Regions from separate parts of the Homo sapiens genome. Here region 2 is linked to region 1. Evidence: chromatin contacts called from ENCODE Hi-C data. All regions are on one chromosome and are shown on one strand. Each heading gives the region's core, a stretch centred on a gene start or an enhancer-like site at or near the end of the contact. The rest is flanking DNA. Distances are from core to core; before and after follow the strand shown.

Region 1 (5,524 bases), core at 282-2,781:
CAAACAAAATATTATTCATAAATCTATTATAAGACAGAGAAAAACTGCTCAATTCTGGGTGGGGTGGAAGTAGGAATAGGGGTACAGCTCTGTCCTTCGTCATTCTACTTATGCATAAAGCATGTTCTATTGAATTCCTTAGAGTCTGGACAGCACAGTTTGAAAAACCTTCAGTGAAATACAAAGATCACTAGATTAGAAATCGAAGGATTTAGAATCCCAGTTCTGCTATCAGCCAGCTGTGTTACTGAACCTCTATGGTACAGATTTCCTCACCTGTTAAATAAGGAGAATGAACTAGGTCTCTTTCAGGTCAAATATTTGAGGAAACCATTAGCAACTACATGTAAATCACAAAACTCCTATACTTTATTTGTTCACTACTGCAAAATAAGATGTTTCCTGGGTAAAATCCACATGCCCACCTCAAAGTTCTAAGTGTCAGGAGATTTTTTCTTTTAACCTTAAGAAATTTAAAGGAGTTCTGTGAAAATTGCAATATAAAATATCTAATTGTCCTGTTCTAAGCAGTTTCAACATTTCTGACTCTATTTGGGATAATCGGTGGTATTTCATTGATTCATTCGGCAAACACATTGAGTGTCCACTACCTGACAGGAACTGAGTTAGGTATAGAGGACAGAAAAGATGACTAAAGGATGTCCACTACTCTCCTCCCAATACAAAAGGTAATGTGTTTTGAACAATTTGTGTTTTTCAACGAAACCTTATCTGTTGTCTGCGATGATGCATCCTTTCTAAATGATAGGGGTGGCTTTGACATTTTAAAACTAAATGAAAAACGAATTGGCATCCATAAAGAACTGTGTATTTAAAACTATATTTTCTTTTCACAGAATGGCTTTATTGTAATAGATCTTTGATCAACTTGAGCAAAGAGTATTTAGTTTTATAGGGTATGACATGTTTTGCTTTCTGGATAAGCAGGGTCTCTCTTAAATATGAAGATGGCTCCAGTGTCCAGAGGGAGACTAAAATCTCTCAGCTGCCAGCCACGCACATTACCTGAATGATTCTGGATTACTACTGGCTTCTTGAGATGGGCTGGGGTCAAGACAGGGAAGAGTTTTGAATGAAGATGCCAGAAGAGGCCTTTGAGAGGGTGGATGGGAATTGCGAAAGGCCCATTTCCCCTAGACTTAAACCCAAATTCCCTAGCTGTGATGATACCAGGAACATCCTTCAGGGAAATCTCCCTTTGTTATCCACACTGGTAGAGCTCCCAGCTCAATCCACAACTGCACACCCCCTCACTCTAAGAGTCACTCTTCCCATGGTGTAGCCAACATCCACCCTCTTACTCTAGACGTGGCAGCCCTCCTAGATCCACCCAACCGTTGACTTACGTTCAAAGGCCATCACCCACCCCAGCACCATCTTCCAGGAACTGGCCTCTCCCCCATCAGTCCCCGCCCCTCTTCTGAGAGCACCCAATGGGTGGAGTCGGGGCTGCGGTGGGAGGGGCCTGAGGCGGGCACATTTAAAGAAAGGCAGCCGGCGAAAAGAGGCAAGAGAGGAGAAGAAAGAGAAACCAGGGGGGCGAGGCGCCGTCCAATGACAAAGCCCAGGGGTGGGCGCCGGCCGCCATCTTGTACCGGGCAGCAGGATATTCGCCCGCGTCCTCCGCCCTCGGAGGGGGAGGGGCGGCGGCGGAGGCGAGAAAAGTAGCGAGAGACGCCAGCAGCAGCCGCCGCCGCGGAGCCAACGCGGACTGGGACGGCGGCGGCAGTAGTGGGACCCGGCGAGCGTGAGTGGCCCGGAGCGGCCTTCGATGCGGCGCAGTATGAAGAGGCGGCGGCGCCGGCGCCCGGTCGCCCCGGCCACGGCCGCCCGGGGCGGCGACTTTAGGGCAGAAGACGGGGCTGGGTTGGAGGCGCGGGAGGAGAAGGTGGTGTACTCGCGGTCGCAACTGTCGCTGGCTGACAGCACCAAGGCGCTGGGCGACGCCTTCAAGCTCTTCATGCCCCGCAGCACGGAGTTCATGAGCTCGGACGCGGAGCTCTGGAGCTTCCTCTGCAGCCTCAAGCACCAGTTCTCCCCGCACATCCTGCGCAGCAAGGACGTCTACGGCTACTCCTCCTGCCGGGCCCTGGTACCCGACCCCCCGGGGCCCCCTACAGCCCGCGGCCAGGCGCGCCGGCCGGTTCCGCGCGCAGCGGCCAGGAGGAGGCGCCGCGGAGCCCGGGCGGCCGCTGCCCGCAGGAGGAAGCCCCGGCCGCCACCCCCACCGCCGCCGCCCCCCGAGGAGAGCTGCCCGGCCAAGCCCGTGGCCCCCGGGCCCTGCTTCGGGGGCCGCACCTTGGAGGAGATCTGGAGGGCGGCCACCCCGACGCTGACCACCTTCCCCACCATCCGCGTCGGCAGCGACGTGTGGGGCGAGCGCAGCCTGGCGGCAGCGCGGCGCAGGGCGCGCCAGGTCCTGCGAGTGAACCTGGAACCCATGGTGAGGCTCCGCCGCTTCCCGGTGCCCCGGGCATGAGGTGCGGCCTCCAGGGCGCCTCCTGCCGGCCCCGACCTTGGGACAGGCCTTCCGCCCGGAGGAATGAACAAGTGTCAGTCGAGTGTTTACAGATCCGGCCAGGACCCCGGCCCCCAATGCACTTTACGCGCGAAGAAGTTGCCGGATGGTTGTCCCTGTCCCGGGCCGCGGCGCGGTCGTCTTGGACGCTGGGGCAGGTGTGCCCTCTGCTGCCTCCCGTACCCGGCCTGCGGAGGGAGGGGACAGCTGGACCCGCAGGGGAGGTCCCTTTCTTCCTGACCACCGATTGAGACGTCTCCAGGACCTTAGGGGCAGATCCGTTTTCTCACTGTTGGACTCTACCTCACTGGTCTGGAAGTCCTCCGAAGACATTATTTTTCCAAAGGAATTTGGTTTCGTGCTTGTGTAATAAAGCCAGAATTTACTTGTTCTTTATCTCCCCCTTTTTCTATTTCACTGTCACCCCTCTTTGTGGACAGAAGTTCGAACATGTGGTGTTGCACTAGTTTGTGCTCAGGGTATTCTGAAGCCCACTCGTTTCCTAATTTTTACTGGATTCCAAAGCTTTGATCGAGGATATTTTTTAAGAGGTTCAAGCTTGTGACTGTTAGTAGTGCAAGGATTTGTATGGGCTCAGTGATTACAAACAAAGACATGCAAAATACAACTGTTTAAACATTTTCAAGGTATTTTTAAAGGTTTTGTATTGAAACAATGTTTATATTTACTGAGCTCCTAAAAATGGTAGAATACACATGAAAACTTTTGTTTAGGAAAAGTTAACTTGTTAAATTCTTTTGAATTGAATAAAAAAATGCATTGAAACCATATGGTGTGTGATTAAAAAAAATGAATAAATTGTGAAGAACTGGTTTTGGTTACAGGAGTCACTGGAATCCGACTGGAGATGATTTGGCCCCCTGTCCTGGTCTAACATACAAATCTAGGAATATTATGCGTTAAAGTATTTTAAAATACATTATCCTTGTAATGTATTTTACAAGGATAATGTATTTTAAAATGGGAGTTGCATAGGAGAGATGGATGTGTGTAAACATTATCACTAAAATGATAAACAGAATACCCATTAGAATTCTTAGAACTATTAATGATCAAGAGGGGTGGAGGCATTTCTTGGTATCAAATAACTGGTTAAGGTTACTTTGGGCGAAATCTATTTCCTTTTTGTTTTTGTTGTTGGATAACAAGAAATGTCTAGACTAATATTCATCAGTTTTACAAACATAATGAAAATTAGTTGATTTTTAGTTGATTTTTTTGTCCCAACATTTTTTTTAACCTTTTTGCCACTCATTATATGTTTGCAGTTCTAGGTCTTTGACAGCTGAAGACCACAGGAATCAAACAGGCGAGACACACAGAATACTGACCCTTCTTTACGCTTTTATAGTGTTTATACCATATGGCCCAGTGTGGAATTCTTGATTATCCAAGTGCCTTTGGTCATTTGTGGCAGGAAAACTTAATAGTTTTTAGCCAGCAGTGCCACAGCCAGCTTTTACTGCAATACCTAAAGGGTCAAGTAGTGTTTTTGTACCACTATTATTTCAAATTTAAGTATTCTGCCATGAAACGATCCATACTGGGCTGGAACTTGACATGTGAAATCTTTAATACTAAAGCTTATCTCTGCTTGGCAGCTTTTTAGGAGAATAATGAGAGTTACAATTTTGACTCTTGCGTTCCTAGAATTCAAATGGCATAGCTTTCTGAAATGAGTATTTCAAGTTTAGTAGTCCGTATAGGAGTGTTGTGACTTCAATTTCAGTGTTCTTGTTAAAAGAAATAATATGATATATATATACACACATATATATAACTTGATGCCAGTTTTCTAGTAAGCCTCAGTCTTTTATTCACTACTCAATGATAATGCATTGTACAAACACTGTCACATGAGTAAATAAAAATGAATAATTCCTTAGAAGATGGAGAGTGTTAAATTATATTTGTGATAGGAAGCTTAGACATATCTTTTGGTTATTAGCTTCCATTGCCAATTGTATTTCAGATGCATAGGGTTTTCTTCCCAAAAATATATTGTTAACTTTTATAGCTAACTAGCACCTGGAAAAAATGTATTTGTACAACTTTACTATTGTATATAGTTTTATAATAATGAAAAATAAACCCAATGGCCATATTAGAATGCAATTTCGACATACAGCTTATCTAGATAGTTTTCCAGAGGATTTTGAAATTTGGCTTAACTGGGAGGATAACTGCTCAGCACACCACTGAAACATAACCACTGACACCATTCATTTATTTTAACTGAGATTCTTGACATTTTTCTCTCCTATGCCTTGTTACTTTAGCATACTTGAACTCACATAAATGCTTCTTTGGATTACATGGGCTATCTGATTCCATTTTGGATCTGATTGTCCATCTTGAATTCAATATGGTATTCATCTGGACTATTCAAAAATTATGCCATTTCTAGTCTGTGAAATAAGATGTAAAAAATCTTTATTTTTGCCCTTTGGTAAAAACCTATGTGACAACTTTTAAAATGTGAAGCAACATCTAATATAGTTGACTGGTATACTAATAGGAAAGTGAAAGTATTTCATGGGTACTTTGTCACAGAATGTGAAAAGAAACTTGGCATAGTGGCCTTTATAATGAGGCATCCACTTACTCCTCTGAAGTGAAGTCTGTAGCTTAGCTTGTGTATAGTTTTTGAAAGAAATCTCATGATCTTCGTTCATTCTCTTGCCTTCTCTTTTATCTCATATGGCACAAGTAGAGGGGGAAGCCAGGAGGAAATTCATCACCTCGCTATGCTTTTATTTGATTTTTAATTCCTGAGTGCCTAAATGTGGTGACCGGCACCTCACATAACTTTTTGAGATTCTTGATGTCATTTTTATCCTTCCTGTCAACCAGCAATGTATTTTTATGTTACTAAAACCAGTAACGTCATAATTGTTGAGGGCAAGCTTCATTGTTGATAGTGCAAAGTGTCGCTGTTGTGATGTGTGTTTATTTTATTCAAGT
Region 2 (5,761 bases), core at 862-3,361, 1.2 Mb before region 1:
TACTTAAGTACTTACTCGGCTGATCTGCGTAAGTTCTCAGAGGCACTGCAGAAAGTCCCTGTAGGCCATGAGATATTCGATTGAAATGGCCTCTCTAGAAAAAGAAAATGTCCCTATTATGTAAGATATGAATTCAAAACATAGAACTACTGAAGGTTGATGATAACAGAACAATTTTGGGCAAACGTATCAAGCGAGGATTATTAGTGTATCTTCTTCCATTGCCACACAGAAGCTACAGATCAATATCCCCTCTTTGACAATAACTAATCATTTAAATTTTTCAGCCTCAGCTTGCCACACCCATCTTTTTATTATCAATAGTCAACAAATCATCTCATATTTAACTTAATTTTAAAAACGTATTCAATGGTATTTTTATTCAATTTTCAGAAAACATGGCTAATTATTAGTGCCAGGGATCATTTTAATGTCATAAAGCTCTGAGCCGGCCGTGGTGGCTCACGCCTGTAATGCCAACACTTTGGGAGGCTGAGGTGGGCGGATCACCTGAGGTCAGGAGTTCGAGACCAGCCTGGCCAACATAGTGAAGCCCCGACTCTACTAAAAATACAAGAAAATTAGCCGGGTGTAGTGGTGGGTGCCTGTAATCCCAGCTACTCGGGAGGCCAAGGCAGGAGAATCACTTGAACCCGGGAGGCGGAAGTTGCAGTCAGCTGAGATAGTGCCATTGCACTCTAGCCTGGATGTCAGAGTGAGACTCCGTCTCAAAATAAATAAATAAATAAATAAATAAATAAAGCTCTGAAAGTTCTAACTTAAATACTTGAATAATCTATACATGATAATCTTTTTACCTGTAATTTTTGTTTCCTAACTCTAAGCTAGCGTGTATATACAGTCCGTATTTACTTAGAACAATCTATGAAGATGTTCCTGAGACATCAACTAGGAATAGCAAATTAGACAAGGTAACTTAGGAAAATGCACCAAGTAATGTACTTACGTTCTGGTGCTACTACAGTTTGACAAATTGCATCATAATCTCCCTAATCTCTATATGTGGACGGCTACCATTTCCTAAGGGCAATGAGGCAGAAAGCAAGCAAGCAAATAACCCCTGCTCACAGCAGGAAAATGGGCGGCAGTGACAAAACCTACACTGATGTTTCCTATTCCAAGGCAACTCTTAACATTTGAGGTCAGGACAGCAAACCCAAAAAGCAGCAGATTGACAATCCTGAGTTTCAGTCCCACCTCCGCCGCTCCCTAAAAGCATGACTTGCAGAATGTTACATTAACTTTTGAGAACTCAGGTTCCTCATCTCTGAAACAAAAGGGTTTGATCGCTATATTATTTTTAAGGTCTCCACTAACATAGTACCCAGCCACGGTGCCACATACACACAATTTGGCTGTATCTGGTAAGCAGATTAAAAAGGAGAGTTGTTCTGATAACCTGCTGCAATTAAAGATTTAAGCCTCCAGGAAGTCGTGAGAGATGGCAATGAACACCAGTTGAAAGCTGCCAACACTGACAAGACCTTAGGGGAATTCCGAGGGCTATCTGTTGGAGCTGACTGGATCTAAACCATTCAAGAAGTGACCCCAGGGTTACCTGCCCACTGCATAAACTTAGGCCACTCAGGGATCAGAATTAGGATGAGAAAAAGGCAAATGGTATAAAAAGCCAGACTATACGGGACATGGGTGGCTTACACTTCCTCCAAGGTAGAGGCCTATGTGTGACCGGGATGGCCCTCGGCCCAGGCTTGGGGGTGTGGCATGTGTGACCGCCGGCCGTCACACAACCCGAAAGGACTCGCCACAGCCTGGGCCCAGCCCCGTCCCTCGCCTGCTGCAGGATGAGCGGCCACCTCGGAGCCCAGGGCCGGGCTGAGCCAGTGCAGAGGCGGGGCCAGGGGTGGTGCGGCCCAGGCGCCCGCCTCCGCCAGCCCAACACGGTTAAGCCGCGTACCGGACCCACTGAGCGGGACCTTCCGTGCCTCTGGCTCAACACGACCTCACCTACTCGGCCCTCACCTTGGCCAAGGAGCAGTACACACGACTCCAGCTCTGCATTTTTCCGCTGTATTTTCCTTTCCGCCAATACTTTCACCTCCGCTGGGCGCCTCCGCCGCTCCGCCAAGGTCTCCCCTCCCTGCGCATGCACAGGCGCAGCCTACGTCATCACCCGGGAGCAGCGCGATTGGCCCGCGCGGTTCTACCGCACGAGGCGTTCCTGTCAGGCTCGGCGTCGTACGCTGTCGTAAGGAGCGCAGGGCTTTGTCGCAGCGGGGGTGGTGGTGGGAATGCTTTAGGGGCTGGTGCCAAAATGTCGAGCTACAATGTATTCTTATACTTAGAAGATGAAATAAACAAATAAAACTAGCGTTTGCTTAATGCACATTATCGACAGTAAAGCGTGACAAGTTCAACAAGCTCTTGGTTGTGCTAGGCATTCCTCGGCACTTCCTACAGACATCTCATTTCATCCTTGCAACAACCATATGGAGTATTATTAGTATTTCCATTTCTTGGATGAGACCCAGAGAGGTTAAACAGTGCCCCCAAGGTCTCACAAAGGAGAGATAACTGCGGCCCTGAGGCCAAAACCTTTGGTATTATCTACTGCTTTATACTCGCTCCTCTCAAATGCCATATAAGGGATGGGGCTACAGATTTTGGCATCACCAGCATTCTGCTCTAATTAGCTAACTGACAATACGTAGAGAACACACTTTCTTCTATTTCTTTAGTTGAGAAACACATCTCCCTGGTAAAAAGAGAGTGGGATGGTGGATGAGATTTTAGGTTTTGAGAGAGAATCTGTTGAAAAGGGTTGAAAAACATTGTCTTCAAGATTGAGCACGAAAGTCTAAGGTCTCATTCTTGCCTTGCAATAAGTCTATATAGTGTGAATAAACTTAATTCTACATTTATTGGAAGTCTACCACCCAGGCCTTGTGCTGGGCTAAACACTGGTTAGAAATTACTGCCTATGTTCAGATTTAGATATGAATAATTAAATTTAGTGTTTGTTATAGAGACGGTATTGCTGGCAGCTCTGTCCTGTGACAGGGTCCCAGGCTCCTTTTATCTCGTGACTCTGCCATCATCAGAGCTTGCCTTGCATCTTTCATTCAAGATGGCTGCTCCAGTTTCTACAATCATATCCCCTCATTCCATCTGATTACAAAGCCACACCTAGCTGCAAGGGGATCTGTGAAACATAGTCCTGTCAGCTGAGTGCCTAACTGAAATTGTATTAATAAGCAAGATGAGATGAAGCGAAATTGGGGGACATTGAGCAGCCTCCACCACACAGATGGGGAGAATTGTCTCCTCTCCAGCTTCATGGCAGTCTTTGACATCTGGTCTAGGAGTTACTGCTCCATATGCACAAAATCTCACAATTCTTTCCTGAACTTTCTTGGGCTTTGTTCCCTACTCCTTTGTCCAAAATTACAATATCATATTTTTATTTTTAAAAAATGAAACACTTCCATCCTTTCCAGCTGTCATTCACAAAGCCTAGGGGCTCAACCCAGTATGAGAAGTGAGGCAGGAAATAGATTCCTTACTGCACTCACCATATTTCTCCACATTCCTCCTCATCTCTTGTACCAACTATACCTCTTCTCCTCTCAGCTAGAACAAAAGCCACAACGCATATAAATTAATGCGAACACACGGGAGGTGGAGGGAGCGATGTCAACAATGGACAGCCCACACTAGCAGTGTTTATATTCCAGCTAAGGAATATAACCAGAAATTGGACCACACTTATTTTGCTAACTTGATTTTTTTCACTTAAAACTATCTCATGAGCAACTTTCCATATTCATATTGTGTCCAGAATTGGTGGGTTCTTGGTCTCACTGACTTCAAGAATGAAGCTGCGGACCCTCGCAGTGAGTGTTACAGTTCTTAAAGGCGGCGTGTCCGGAGTTTGTTCCTTCTGACGTTTGGATGTGTTCGGACTTTCTTCCTTCTGGTGGGTTCGTGGTCTCGCTAGATCAGGAGTGAAGCTGCAGACCTTTGCGGTGAGCGTTACAGCTCTTAAGGCAGCGCGTCTGGAGTTGTTCATTCCTCCTGGTGGGTTTGTGGTCTCACTGGCTTCAGGAGTGAAGCTGCAAACCTTCGCTGTGTTACAGCTCATAAAGGCAGTGTGGACCCAAAGAGTGAGCAGCAGCAAGATTTATTGCAAAGAGTGAAAGAACAAAGCTTCCACGCTGTGGAACGGGACCCAAGCGGGTTGCCACTGCTGGCTCAGGCAGCCTGCTTTTATTATCTGGCCCCACCCACATTCTGCTGATTGGTCCATTTTACAGAGAGCTGATTGGTCTGTTTTACAGAGAGCTGATTGGTCCATTTTGACAGGGTGCTGATTGGTGCGTTTACAATGGCTGAGCTAGACACAAAAGTTCTCCAAGTCCCCGCTAGATTAGCTAGATACAGAGTGTCGATTGGTGTATTTTCAAACTCTGAGCTAGACACAGAGTGCTGATTGGTGCATTTACAAACCTTGAGCTAGATACAGAGTGACGATTGGTGCATTCACAATCCCTTAGCTAGACGTAAAGATTCTCCAATTCCCCACCAGATTAGCTAGACACAGAGTGCTAATTGGTGCATTTACAAACCTTGAGCTAGACACAGAGTGCCGATTGGTGCATTCACAATCCCTTAGCTAGACATAAAGATTCTCCAAGTCCCCACCAGATTAGCTAGATAAAGAGTGCCGATTGGTGCATCCACAAACCCTGAGCTACACACAGGGTGCTGATTGGTGTGTTTACAAACCTTGAGCTAGATACAGAGTGCCGATTGGTGTATTCACAATCCCTTAGCTAGACATAAAGATTCCCCAAGTCCCCGCCACATTAGCTAGATACAGAGTGCCAATTGGTGCATCCACAAACCCTGAGCTAGACACAGGGTGCTGATTGGTGTGTTCACAAGCCTTGAGCAAGACACAGAGTGCTGATTGGTGCACTCACAATCCCTTAGCTAGACACAAAGGTTCTCCAAGTCCCCACTAGACTCAGGAGCCCAGCTGGCTTCACCCAGTGGATCCTGCGCTGGGGCGGCAGGCGGAGCTGCCCGCCAGTCCCGCTGTGTGCCCGCACTCCTCAGCCCTTGGGCGCCAGTGGGCCAGCACTGCTGGGGGACCTGGCGCACCCTCTGCAGCTGCTGGCCTGGGTGCTAAGCCCCTCACTGCCCGGGGCAAGTGGGGCCGGCCAGCCGCTGCGAGTGCAGGGCCCACCAAGCCCACGCCCACCCGGAACTCTAGCTGGCCCGCAAGCGCTGCACGAAGCCCCAGTTCCCACCCGCGCCTCTCCCTCCACACCTCCCCGCAAGCAGAGGGAGCCGGCTCCAGCCTTGGCCAGCCCAGAAAGGGACTCCCACAGTGCAGCAGCAGGCTGAAGGGCTCCTCAAGCGTGGCCAGAGTGGGCACCAAGGCCGAGGGGGCGCCGAGAGGGAGCCAGGGCTGCAAGGGCTGCCAGCACGCTGTCACCTCTCAATATTAGCCTACTTCTAATGACTACTGAGTATTTTGGGACATACCCTAATTTATTCAACTATATTTTATTATTAGATATGTAAGCCATTACCAATTTTTCAATATCGTGATTAGCTTATCACTAAGTCTTTGCACACATTCTTTATCATTTCCTTGCAGTAAATTCCCAGAAGTGGAATTGCTAGGTCAAAGACAAAGCATATTTTAAAGATTTATATTGTCTCTCACTTATTTTATTTTATTTTATTTTTTGACGGAACCTTGCTCTGTCAC

Evidence for each region. A loop is a pair of places that touch in the nucleus more often than their neighbours do. Pooled maps may share reads with other maps.
Region 2: a map of ascending aorta shows a loop between it and region 1 (7-fold over the local background). The contact joins the promoter of DLD here to the promoter of CCDC71L in region 1. A Hi-C loop is called at or near these places in 5 of 168 maps with a recorded cell type or tissue (CD4-positive, alpha-beta T cell, CD8-positive, alpha-beta T cell, ascending aorta and 1 more) and 15 of 50 pooled maps.

Annotation. Positions count from the first base shown.
Region 1 is chr7:106,657,165-106,662,688 of GRCh38, reverse strand. CCDC71L (coiled-coil domain containing 71 like) reads left to right here and starts at 1,531. Exons shown (of 1, transcript NM_175884.6): 1 at 1,531-5,524. The coding sequence starts at 1,793. The coding sequence ends at 2,500. RefSeq lists a silencer at 2,088-2,357 and an enhancer at 2,708-2,757.
Region 2 is chr7:107,887,533-107,893,293 of GRCh38, reverse strand. It overlaps DLD (dihydrolipoamide dehydrogenase), which reads right to left and starts at 2,111. Exons shown (of 14, transcript NM_000108.5): 1 at 2,005-2,111; 2 at 16-94. The coding sequence starts at 2,043. RefSeq lists a silencer at 1,771-1,880 and enhancers at 1,941-2,180, 1,691-2,373, 2,331-2,410.